2 separate regions of the Homo sapiens genome follow, and region 1 is linked to region 2. A link is an interaction called in ENCODE POLR2A ChIA-PET data of the cell type or tissue named here. Cell type or tissue: A673. All regions are shown on one strand. Each heading gives the region's core, and the rest is flanking DNA. Links, peaks and the distances in the headings are about the cores only.

What was found. Peaks named below come from ENCODE experiments on the same cell type or tissue, not always from the same donor. Only the 100,000 strongest peaks of a DNase experiment are listed, where the experiment ranks them.
Region 1: POLR2A ChIA-PET joins it to region 2 with 5 read pairs; 2 of 35 experiments call an interaction of 5 or more read pairs at or near these places.

The regions. Positions count from the first base shown.
Region 1 is chr11:109,581,638-109,587,023 of GRCh38, reverse strand. No RefSeq gene overlaps it. Among named protein-coding and RNA genes, the nearest start is that of C11orf87, 160 kb to the right of the region's middle. In A673, for the core only: no CTCF peak of the experiment used is centred there; a DNase peak (open chromatin) is centred at 2,803.
Region 2 is chr11:108,753,650-108,759,035 of GRCh38, reverse strand. The region is part of intron 13 of DDX10 (DEAD-box helicase 10); the gene reads right to left. It overlaps LOC124902750 (a long non-coding RNA gene), which reads left to right. Exons shown (of 3, transcript XR_007062881.1): 2 at 638-701. Among named protein-coding and RNA genes, the nearest start is that of DDX10, 91 kb to the right of the region's middle. In A673, for the core only: no CTCF peak of the experiment used is centred there; no DNase peak of the experiment used is centred there.

The sequences.
Region 1 (5,386 bases), core at 107-5,106, 830 kb before region 2:
ACCCATCAGCAGTCCTGGAGCTGGCAGGGCCTTCCTGTGTGGAGGGCTGTGACTGGGTGTTGTCAATTTCCTGAGGAGACGATACAGGAAGAGGGGCTGGGAGAAGCAAAGGAAAAAGGAACAGATGGGGAACTAAGGTTGGTTTAGAAACGATTTCATTTGATCCTAAAGATAACATCCATCTGCCTCCCTTCTGCCCATCCTCCTTTCTTCTTTTCCTTTCTCCCTACCCTATTCTCTCTTTCTCCTCTCTCCTTGCCCCTCACTCTTTCTCTGTCTACTTCACTTTCCTCTTTTCTTCTCCTCTTTATATTCTTTGAGCCCCTACGTTTATTTATGCCCATTTTGCTACTGAGAAAACGAAGTTTTAAAATATCAATAACTAGCTCAAAGTCACATAGTATGTTTGTGATGGAGTTTTATTATATATATTTAAGGTGTGCAACGTAATTTTTTGTTCATTTGTTTGTTTGAGATGGAGTCTCGCTCTATCGCCCAGGATGGAGTGCTGTGGCGTGATCTCGGCTCACGGCAAGCTCCGCCTCCCGGGTTCATGCCATTCTCCTGCCTCAGCCTCCTGAGTAGCTGGGACTACAGGCGCCTGCCACCACACCTGGCTAATTTTTTGTATTTTTAGTAGAGACAGGGTTTCACCGTGTTAGCCAGGATGGTCTCGATCTCCTGACCTCGTGATCTGCCCACCTTGGCCTCCCAAAGTGCTGGGATTACAGGCATGAGCCACCACACCCAGCTACAACATAATGTTTTTAAATACATATATGGTGAAATGGTTACTATGGTCAAGCAAATTAACATATGTATCATCTCACATAGTTAACCCCTACCTTTTTTTGTGTCAATAGTACTTAAAATTTCTCAAATACAATACAGTGCTGTTAGCTATGATCCTCATTTCATACATGTGATGGAAATTTGTACAAAGTTTTCTTTGGTTCATAAGGCCTTGCTCTTTCAGTGGTATTCCTCTACCTAAAAGAGGATGGGGCACATAGGCAAAGGGGGAGGCATCTCCCTAGGAAGACATGGCAGGAACAGAAGGGATTCCATTAACAGCTTGAGGGGCCACCTTTTCTCTTTTGGGTCATAGTTGTAGTAGCCTGCTCTAGAAAGTTGTTTATTTTTGCCTTCTACTTCAAGAAGAAAAAAAACAGTGTTGACTATCACCAAGGCTACTGCCTACTTTTTCTTTTGTCTACTAGAGAAGAAAAATCTCAACCACATCTTTCTCAGTGGTTTGACATTTAAATTTTCAGACAGTAATAAACTACGCTGCCTCTTTGAAGGTTGGGATTGTTCCCTCATTGCTAAACTTCACAGTTTGCTGCACTTTGCTGGATTTGCAAATTGTGAAGATAGGCTCAACCTCCTTGGGGACTGATTATACTTTTTTAAAATCTGCATTTTTATATTATTAACTCTCAAAGAGACAAAAAATATATTTCCTTTCTATCACTGATTCCATTTTCTATAGACTTGGTAGGTCAAATTAGGCTTCTAGAATAATGAAGTCCTCTAGACATTTCCATTATACCTTTTGGACAAGGAAGAATAAAAGTATAAGTTAAAATACATAAAGCACAAGGTTCTGTCTTTTAGGGGAGAGCTTTCCTAATGCCCTGTACTTATCTCATCTGCCTCTAAAATACGCTTGCCTTATTTTTCCTGAAGGTACCAAACCATCCCTCAGCACTGGTTCTGTCTAGTAATAGTTGCAATTATTTTGCCAGATGGTGCTTATGTGTTTGGTTAAAATGCTAAATATTGTAATTATTTGATAAATAAAAGTTATCAAACAGTTTATGGATATATCAACAAGAAGACTGAGGGATATAATAAAAGATGATCAATTAATGACATATGTGTAAAGTAAGATGCCAAGTATACATGATGAGTTATCAAATAAAACACTTAGAGGTGACGGCAGAAACTGCTGAGTTGGAATGCTACCTTTCCTCTTAGTCGTCAAAGGAAGTCGTTAGTAGCCCTCCTGAACACTAAAAGAGGAAGCACATCTTAGTTATGGCCAAGAAAAGAAATATTTATGAAGCAATTTCTCCTCATTGATGATTCAAAGCAGTGAGGTGTTTCTGATTTAAAAAAGAAAAATCCAACCAATTTGTCAGTGCAGTGTTGGAAGGAACAGTTTCTTATTTGATTTCATTGACTTAACACATCCTGGGAATAACAAGTACTCTGTTAGTCCCCAAACATGGAGAAGGCAGATGCATGCAGAATAGCTGCTTAATAGAAGCACTGTCATTTGTTAAAGGAAAGGTCTGCTTACATTTCCTTGGGCTCTTTAGGAGTGGGAATAAACCAAGCATAGCACCATTTGTTTCTGTAGCACAGCTACAATGCCATAAACAACCAAAGTAGAAGTAAATATTTTTCTGTTTCTCAACAAGAACATGTTCCTGTGAAGCTCCCTGTTTACAAATATACTTTCCCTGGATTGGGTTTCTTAGGGACATCTTTGCCTTTTCCCCTTAATCAGAAAGGAACCCGCCAATGACAATTCTGGTGAATTTAAGTACTGCCACATTGACCCTGCCAGAGAAGCTGCTGATTGCTTGACTTAGTTCATGCTAAATGGTCATGAATATTCATCTCATTCTGTTTTATCTAGGATTTGAATAAGTGCCTCATTTACTAGAGCTATTTATGATATCTTGTAGGATTCCAGAGTGATTTGTAAAATAAGCAAAGTTTATGTGCAATGTGAAAGAAATATAAGTAAATTTGAGGAAGGGTGTTTCAGAAAGCTAACATTCCTCAAATCTCCAGGGAGATTTTAAAACATACTCTGCATGCATTAAATGAAAAACTTTGGAGGTGAGGTCATGATATCATGTTTTTTGAAACTCCCTAAATTGGTTTAATGTTCAGCCAGGCTGAGAATCTCTTTTCTACATGTTTAAGCTCCTAAATATAACTTAGAATGAATTTCATTGGGGAAAGGGCCTGAAGAATCAGTTTGCTGAGGAAGATATGCAAATGACCAATACATATTTTAAAAATATATTAAACCTCAATAGTAACCAATGAAATACAAAATGAAACTACAGTAGAATAGCATTTCTGCCTATTACGTTGGTAAAGTTTTAAAGCTAACAATATTTGATAGGATGTAAAGGACATAGTGGTTGTCTTGTGAACATCAATTATATACCTTTGCTGCTGTGAGCAACAGTATGGCAAGGGTAGGTTTGGCCCTCACTCTGCCCCTAGAATGCTCCCTGAGTGCTAATTCTCATCAAGGTAACAGGATCTTCTTAATCCCAATGTTCTATCCTAACTTAACCTGGCCAATTTGAATACCTTATATCAGTGCTTTTGGAATGAATCTTTTCTCCTTCTAGGTATAAAATAAGTTCAACACTGGCAACCATCTGATAACCACAGAGAAATGAGACTGAGGATAAAACTAATCTAAAGAGGATACCAACGAAGCTGTAACCCTCCAGTTACATAAACCAGTAAGTCCCCTTTCTGTTTAGGGCAGGTTGACTCGGTTTTTGTTTATTTGTTTTTTTAATCATCATCATTATTTATAACTGAAAAAATACTATTTAATAAGGCTGCAATGGATAATAACAAACTCAGCTGTTGGAGACCAAAATTTAAAGTAATCTTTCCAAAGAGCAGTTAGCTATACACACACACAGAGACACACACACATATATACATACACACACACACACACACACACACACACACACACACACACATATATATATAGTTGGAAACATTAAAAATAATCATACCTCTCACTCCGTAATCTCACTTCTAGAAGTTTACCCTAAGGAAATAATCATAGTCAAAGATTTATGTTAAATAATATTCATAACAGAGTTACTTTTAATAGCTAGAAATTAGAAATAGCCAAATGATCAACGTAATAATCTCACATAAGCAACATTGGTTACATTTATATGGTGCAGTCATTACCATCTGCCTTTAACAGTATTTACTAATTATCATGAATTTTAAAAATGTGTATATCTGAAGGAAAATATCGAATATAAAATAATTATTCTGGCTAGTGGGATTATGTGCAATTCTTATTTCCCTCTATGGACCTTTTTTGTATTTCCCAATTCTCTGTAATGAGGATGTATTAGTTTTGTAATCAAGATTCTTACCACACATAATGAGTACATCCTCTTGCAACCCTATATTATATTTTATCTTTCCCAGAGGATATCCCTTTCCAGAGAACCATTCTTTTAGCAGTCCAGCGCCCTGTGAAATACTGAGAGGCAATTAGTCGAATCATGCAGGATTCCCCTCTGCACATTTCTAGCCTTCTCAGTAAGCACTACTCTCAGCAGCCCTCCTTTACTCTCCCAGGCCGTCACGGGCTAGCAATCCTAACTCAACATCTTTTCTGGGGCCTTCTAATCAGGGCTGCGATGAAAGGAAGAAAGATGGAGTGGGCTCTGGGAAGCTCCCCTATTCTGCTCACTATTGGCAACATCTTTAAATCATAGAATTTTTTAAAGACGCAAGTGTAATCTATTATAATTGATTAACCAGCTCCATGGACGCTTGACCTTCTATTTGCACCAACTTTAATCAACTTAAAAGCATCATAGTAAAGAATTACTTGAAATCCTTATTTTTCCAAAGTTAAAGGCCCCGTGCATCTTGGTTACTACCTTCTTTCTTTAAATGAGTTCCCCTTCTGTGGTTTGCTTTGCTCTAAAAAAACAAAAACAAAACAAAACAAAATAAAAAACACTTTTAGTAATAAGTCACAAGAAGGGGCTTCTTTCAGAGAAAGTGCAGAGCAGCTGACATCTTCAGCAAATGAAGAAAAACCGCCCTTATGCTTTGAGTGACAAGGGATTTGCCAGTCAGAGAGCCTGACTTCTAAAGTGAGGTCCTGAACAGTAACTTATATTTAGGATGAGGCAAGGGACTCCCCCAAAATCTAATTATTTCCCAACTACCAAATTCTCCAAGAGAGATGAATCTGCTACTGACTAAAGTGAGGAAAGGAAAGGAATGTGAAAAGCTACAAAGTGGAGATTGTTCACAGGGATCAAGTATTATGACTAACGCAGAAAGGAGATTAATACACTGAAAAATACCCAAGCAATTAAGATAATCTGTATCCAGTGTGGTTCATATCCCAGATTACTGTTTCTCAAGCTTTAATATGGTTAGAAACCACCAGGAAGACTTTTTAAAATGTCAGTTCGTATTCAGGAGGCCTGGGGTGAGATTCTGCATTTCTAACAAACTCTCAGGTGATGCTGCTGATTCAAGCATCACACTTTGAATAGCAAGGTCCTAGACCTGGGAGATGGATGAGGCTTGGATCTTACCTGTGGGTCTGAAGGTTTTGCATAGAACCGCTGAC
Region 2 (5,386 bases), core at 93-5,092:
CATAGATACAAAAGCTAACAAGGACTACTTCCCATTTTCCTTTCGGCCACCATAAAGGCAGCTTAGAGGCACAATTATGACTTAACTAGAGCAACTGAATGGAGCTTTATCATCAGTTACTGTGGTAGCCAGAAAAACGACCCCAAAAAATGTCCACATGCTAATCCTGGCATCCTGTGAATATAGTTACATGGCAAAAACGAATTAAGGCAGTTAATCAGCTAACTTTAAAGTAAGGAGACTGTCCTGGATCATCCAGATGAGTCCAATGTAATCAAAAGTCAAAAGGATCCTTAAAAGTGGAAACAGGAGGCAGAAGGGGAGATCAGAGTGATGTGATGCAAGAATTTGGCACTTGACCCACTGTTGTTGGCTTTGAAGATACAGAAAGAGGCCAATGTGGGTGGTTTCTGGAAAAAGACAAGGAAAGGGTAACACCTCTAGAGCCTCCCAGAAAGGGAAACAGCATTATTGACCCGTTGCTTTTACTCCAGTGAGATTCATTTAAGACTACTAACCTACAGAACTCTAAGATAACTTTGTGTTGCTTTAAGCCACTAAGTGTATAGCAATGTATTACAGCAAACACAGAAAACTAATACAATCCCTGTATTATTCCATTTTCTCCATGATACAGATCCTCCTGTCCTAATGTTTTACCAAAGCCAGAAGTTTTACTGCTAAGTTTATTTCACTATTTGGTATGTATTTCCTGTGAGCTACTTCAGATCTCTTATAGACTGAGATGGTATAGATTCTAAAAATAAATAATATAAGCATTTGTCAAACACCCTGAAAACCCACTGAGCATGAACCTGTAGTAGGTGATGAGAATACAAAAAGTATAACCTATAGCTTCACCCCTCACTTATCACCATGAACCTAAGTCTCTGCCACATTGTACATCTCTTGGAGGACATTTGAAACAGTTGAGCAGGGGGATGACTAGTTAGGAGGGTAAAGAACCATGAAGACAATGCTGCCACTATGGCGTAAAAGAAGAAGCGCCCAACTGAGGTTGCTGTAGCAGTAGGCAGCCCAAGCATAAGCACAGGGAAGTCTGACAGTCAAATTAATTCTGGTTTAAAGTTTGCCAGGTCAATGAAGTGGAAAGAAAGGAATGCAATTACATTAAAGGTACTGATAAAACCAAAACAAAAAAGGAAAAGGTTAAGAGATCGATCACAGAGTCGATAGTAAAAACAGCAAGCAGTAACTAGCTGAGATTGACAGACAGTAAGAAAATGAACCAAAGGTCAGGGAAAAGCCAGAAAACAAGTACTGGGAGAAAAACAGATTATAAGGGTCAGAAGGTTAAGAAATTAGGGTCAGAGGGAAAAAAGTTTTCAAGAGGACAACCAACAAGTGGTTCTGGAAAAATGTAGTCGAAGGGTCTAGTCACATCTAAGCGTAATCACAAGACTATGGAAAAAAGCTTGATTATTAAGGTGGCTTAATTTTTAAGGTTGACACCAAGGAAGTTAACTGTGCTTTTACAGGAAATCCCTTGGGAGCACTCCTGGCCACAGTGCTTCTAGCTATTGCAACCTAGGAACCTTGATAAGTATGGAAATTATCATAATAAATAGAAGTGTGACATGTGCACACAACTGTTTCCAAATCCCATAAATAGTCTCCAAAACTAGAAAAATATGGTTAACAGTAAATATTTTTAGCTGGATAATTACATAAAATTATAATTAACAGGTGTAGCTTATGTTACACAGACAGATACACAAAAGTTGGTAACAGTTTTTGTAAGTCGGAAACTTTGAAATGCAACGTGAATCTTGGAAAAGAGAACAAACATTTCTTGCAGAGAGAGAGGAAATAAGGAAGAAGACAGAGGTGAAGGAGACTGCAGACAGGTTGATGATTTGGTTTGAGGAATTATTTGTGGGGAGAGAAGGGAGACTTTACAGCGCCTTCCTCAGCAGCGCCTTCCCCTGTCCTCTCCACAGGGAGAACCTATTAAAGTGAAAAGTTTAACACAGACTCAGACTACAATCATCTGTTCTGGGTTTACTGCATTTGTTTTTCAGATCTTTCCCAGGTCAGGAAAGATTGTGTGTCAGGATGTCTGAGGAATTATAAAAGAGATAATTCTACCCAAATAACTTCATAATGTATTAGCCTTCAATTAAGACCAAAAGTATGTGATAACAAGACATGACTCGATGTTGACTGTAATTTACTAAAACGTAAGAACTGTATTTTATTCACCATAGGACTAGCCAAAAGCCTAATGGGCATCATGAACCATCAAGGAACACAGACAGATATTCTGAAACATGAGAACACTACCTTATTTGCTTTAGTGAGGCTGCAATGAAGGGGACTTCTGAAAGAAGCCAACCTAAAATCTGCGGAAAATTATACACAGCTCTAGCACACTTTCAGCTTTAACAGCTGACCCACAAAGACATTACAGAAACAAAGTTACTAGGTTAGTAGTATATAAACCAAAGATCAGGTAAAGTCCACAATATCTTAAATCAACAGACAAATCCAAATGCATGGAGCAACCTAAAAGCTAAATAAATAGCTAAGTGGAGTAAATTAACTTGAGTGAAAATAGAGGGTCAATTTAAATTTAGCTCTGATCTATTCAGTGGCCTTATTCTCTAGGCAACTATAAACTCCATTGTGTTTGCAATCTGATTAAACCCAAGAATGCCATTTGATCTCCGTGAGCTTGACATCCAAATGTATGTGGTCTCACAGCACTAGTAAATTCTTTTCCATATAAGAATCATACAGGACACCATAAGCAATCTAATGACAACCTCAAGTTGAATTTCACTAAATCAACGTATGAAAAATAAATACAAATTTACCAACACAAATCACATTAGATAAAGTTTACTGCAAACTAACATTCCTATGGTTTCAACAAACATCTTTTAAAAAGACAACTGTAGCAGCACTAACACAATCAGTATAGCCAGAAGCTAAGCATAAGGAAAGATTCAGCTGCTGACATGACACATGACTTTGGAATATTTCCTTTTACCTTTTCCTTTACAAAAAGAGAAAAAGAGGGAAAGAGGGAAAGAGGGAAAGAGGGAAGGGGGAGGAAGAAAGAGAGAGAGAGAGAAAGAAAAAGGCTCAAGTTATAACACCTAATATTTAATTGTTGAGCATCTGTTATGCATTAAACACTTCACTTTAACTCTCAGAACAACTTTTTGAGCTAGTACTATTATTAGTCTTATTTTCCAGAAGAGGAAAACTAAAGTAAGAAGTAATATTTCCCAAGTTACACAGTTTACAAATGGCTGAGGCAAGGTTTGAACTCTAAGTTTTACTCCAGAGCCAACGTTGTGAACCATTTCACTATATTGTCTCATAAAAGTAAGCTTCTCCATGTAATCATCTGAAAATCATCTAACTGGGAAAAGAGAAAGAACCATCCATAAAATATCTGCAAGCTCAAAAGCCTCAGAGGTACACAATTTTTCTTCTATAAAGGGCTAGACAGTTCAATATTTTAGGCTTTATGGCCCACATGGTCTATCACAACTACTCAATCCTGTGGTTGTAGCCTGAAAGCAACCCTAAACAAATGAGTATGTCTGTGTTCCAATAAAACTTTATTTACAACACAGGCAATAGGCCAGATTTGTCTCAGGGGCCTACTTTGCCAAATCATAACCAAAAAGATATTTTAAAAGTTTGAGTACACAATAAAATTCATGACTCTCATAAGTTAGAGAAAAAATCATGCAGCTATAAAAAGTAACTTCAAGGATTTTCTCCAGGGCAAATGCTTTTATTAGCAGGAAGGATTTGTGTTCTTGCTTGTGTTATCAGAATGCATTGCTTTAGTGTTGATTAAGAGCACGTTCTCTCTTTGTGGCTCTCATGGACACCTCTAGGTTTTTCTAAGTCCCCAAGGAAAGCAACATCTCCTGCCAAGAACAGGTCTTACAAAACCACAGCAGTTTGTACCATAATTACTACACAGCCTACAATCATTCCTGTCCCACATTTATTCCCCATCGACAGCATCTGTTGTGTCAGGGTCAGGGGTCATGACATTCAGCCAACAAAATCAGATTTCCTCAAATAGTGAAGGCAGGAAATATAAGAGAGCTCACTTGAGCTAGCATATTCAAATTAAACAGATGTAAATGTATCAGTCTGAAAATCCAACCTTTTCTGATGTTCTGACTTTCTGGTTTTTAACTGTTATGCTCCTGGTTGCCCATCCAGTTAAGCACAAGGGATAGAATAGTGAATAAGGTTTGCTCTCCGTTCTCATAGATTTCCCAGGCTAACTAAAGTTATGAACAAGAAAACAGAATCTTTTTTGTTCCTTCTATCACCCATAGATTCTAGATGTACAGTGTGTCTTGAATTACCATTCTTCCTCTCATATACCTAAGGCTATACTCTAGTTTTGACCCTTACTCATCTATTTCATTTCCAAGTGCTTTTAATCACTTACATCTTTTCATAGGAACATTTTAAATATGCACCCAATGTATACTTTATTTATAATAAATGAATGTGAGTATACATAAAATCAAGTATACACAGAAAAATATGAAGGATTAAATAAAAACAAGTTCTAATATTTTCTTCCTAAACCCCAATGGATTAACCTCATTCCACCTGAAAACTCGATTATGGCAGTAGATTCTAAACTTGACACTATCAACATAAACCTTAAAAATTAAGCACTGCCCTCAAACATATTAATGAATAAATACTATGAGGACACTGATGGGGAAATAATTCATGCTACTTAGACAACTCAGACGGAGGGCAAGCGAAGCTCATATTAAAGGCTAGGCCTTTGGAATCTATACTGTATACTAGAAACAGTAAATGATTCTGTTAAATGAATCATTCAGCTAAACGATTCACTTCCGACAACACAGCAGAATCAAATCTGAACAGAAAACAGGCCATTATAGAAAGCCTATTACTTTGTTGCAACATAAATCAGCATCAAAACTGTTAGAAACAAATTCTTTAATGAATGAGGTGATGTCAACACTAAATGCAAAAGATAAATCAGGAAATTAATATCTTGGATTCACTTTTTTAAAGGGAAAAGACAGCCAATAATAAATGTAATATATGTTACTTTATATATACACACCCGACCCTGTATTCAGCACTTCACATTCCTAAGGCATCTCAAGAAAAGCCTAAGAAATTTTAAATTGATTAAGCCTATAAATACTACTAAAGCAAGTACCACGTGGCTCAGAGTAACACCAAATTAAAAATGAAACTCACTCATGTAATATAAAACTTCACTAAAAAAATTTCTAGATTCATTTCAGAATACTTTTGCTTATTTGCCATTGTGTCCAATACTTGCAATTTTTCGTGATGCTTTTCAATTATCAAACAAAAATACACCACAAGAACT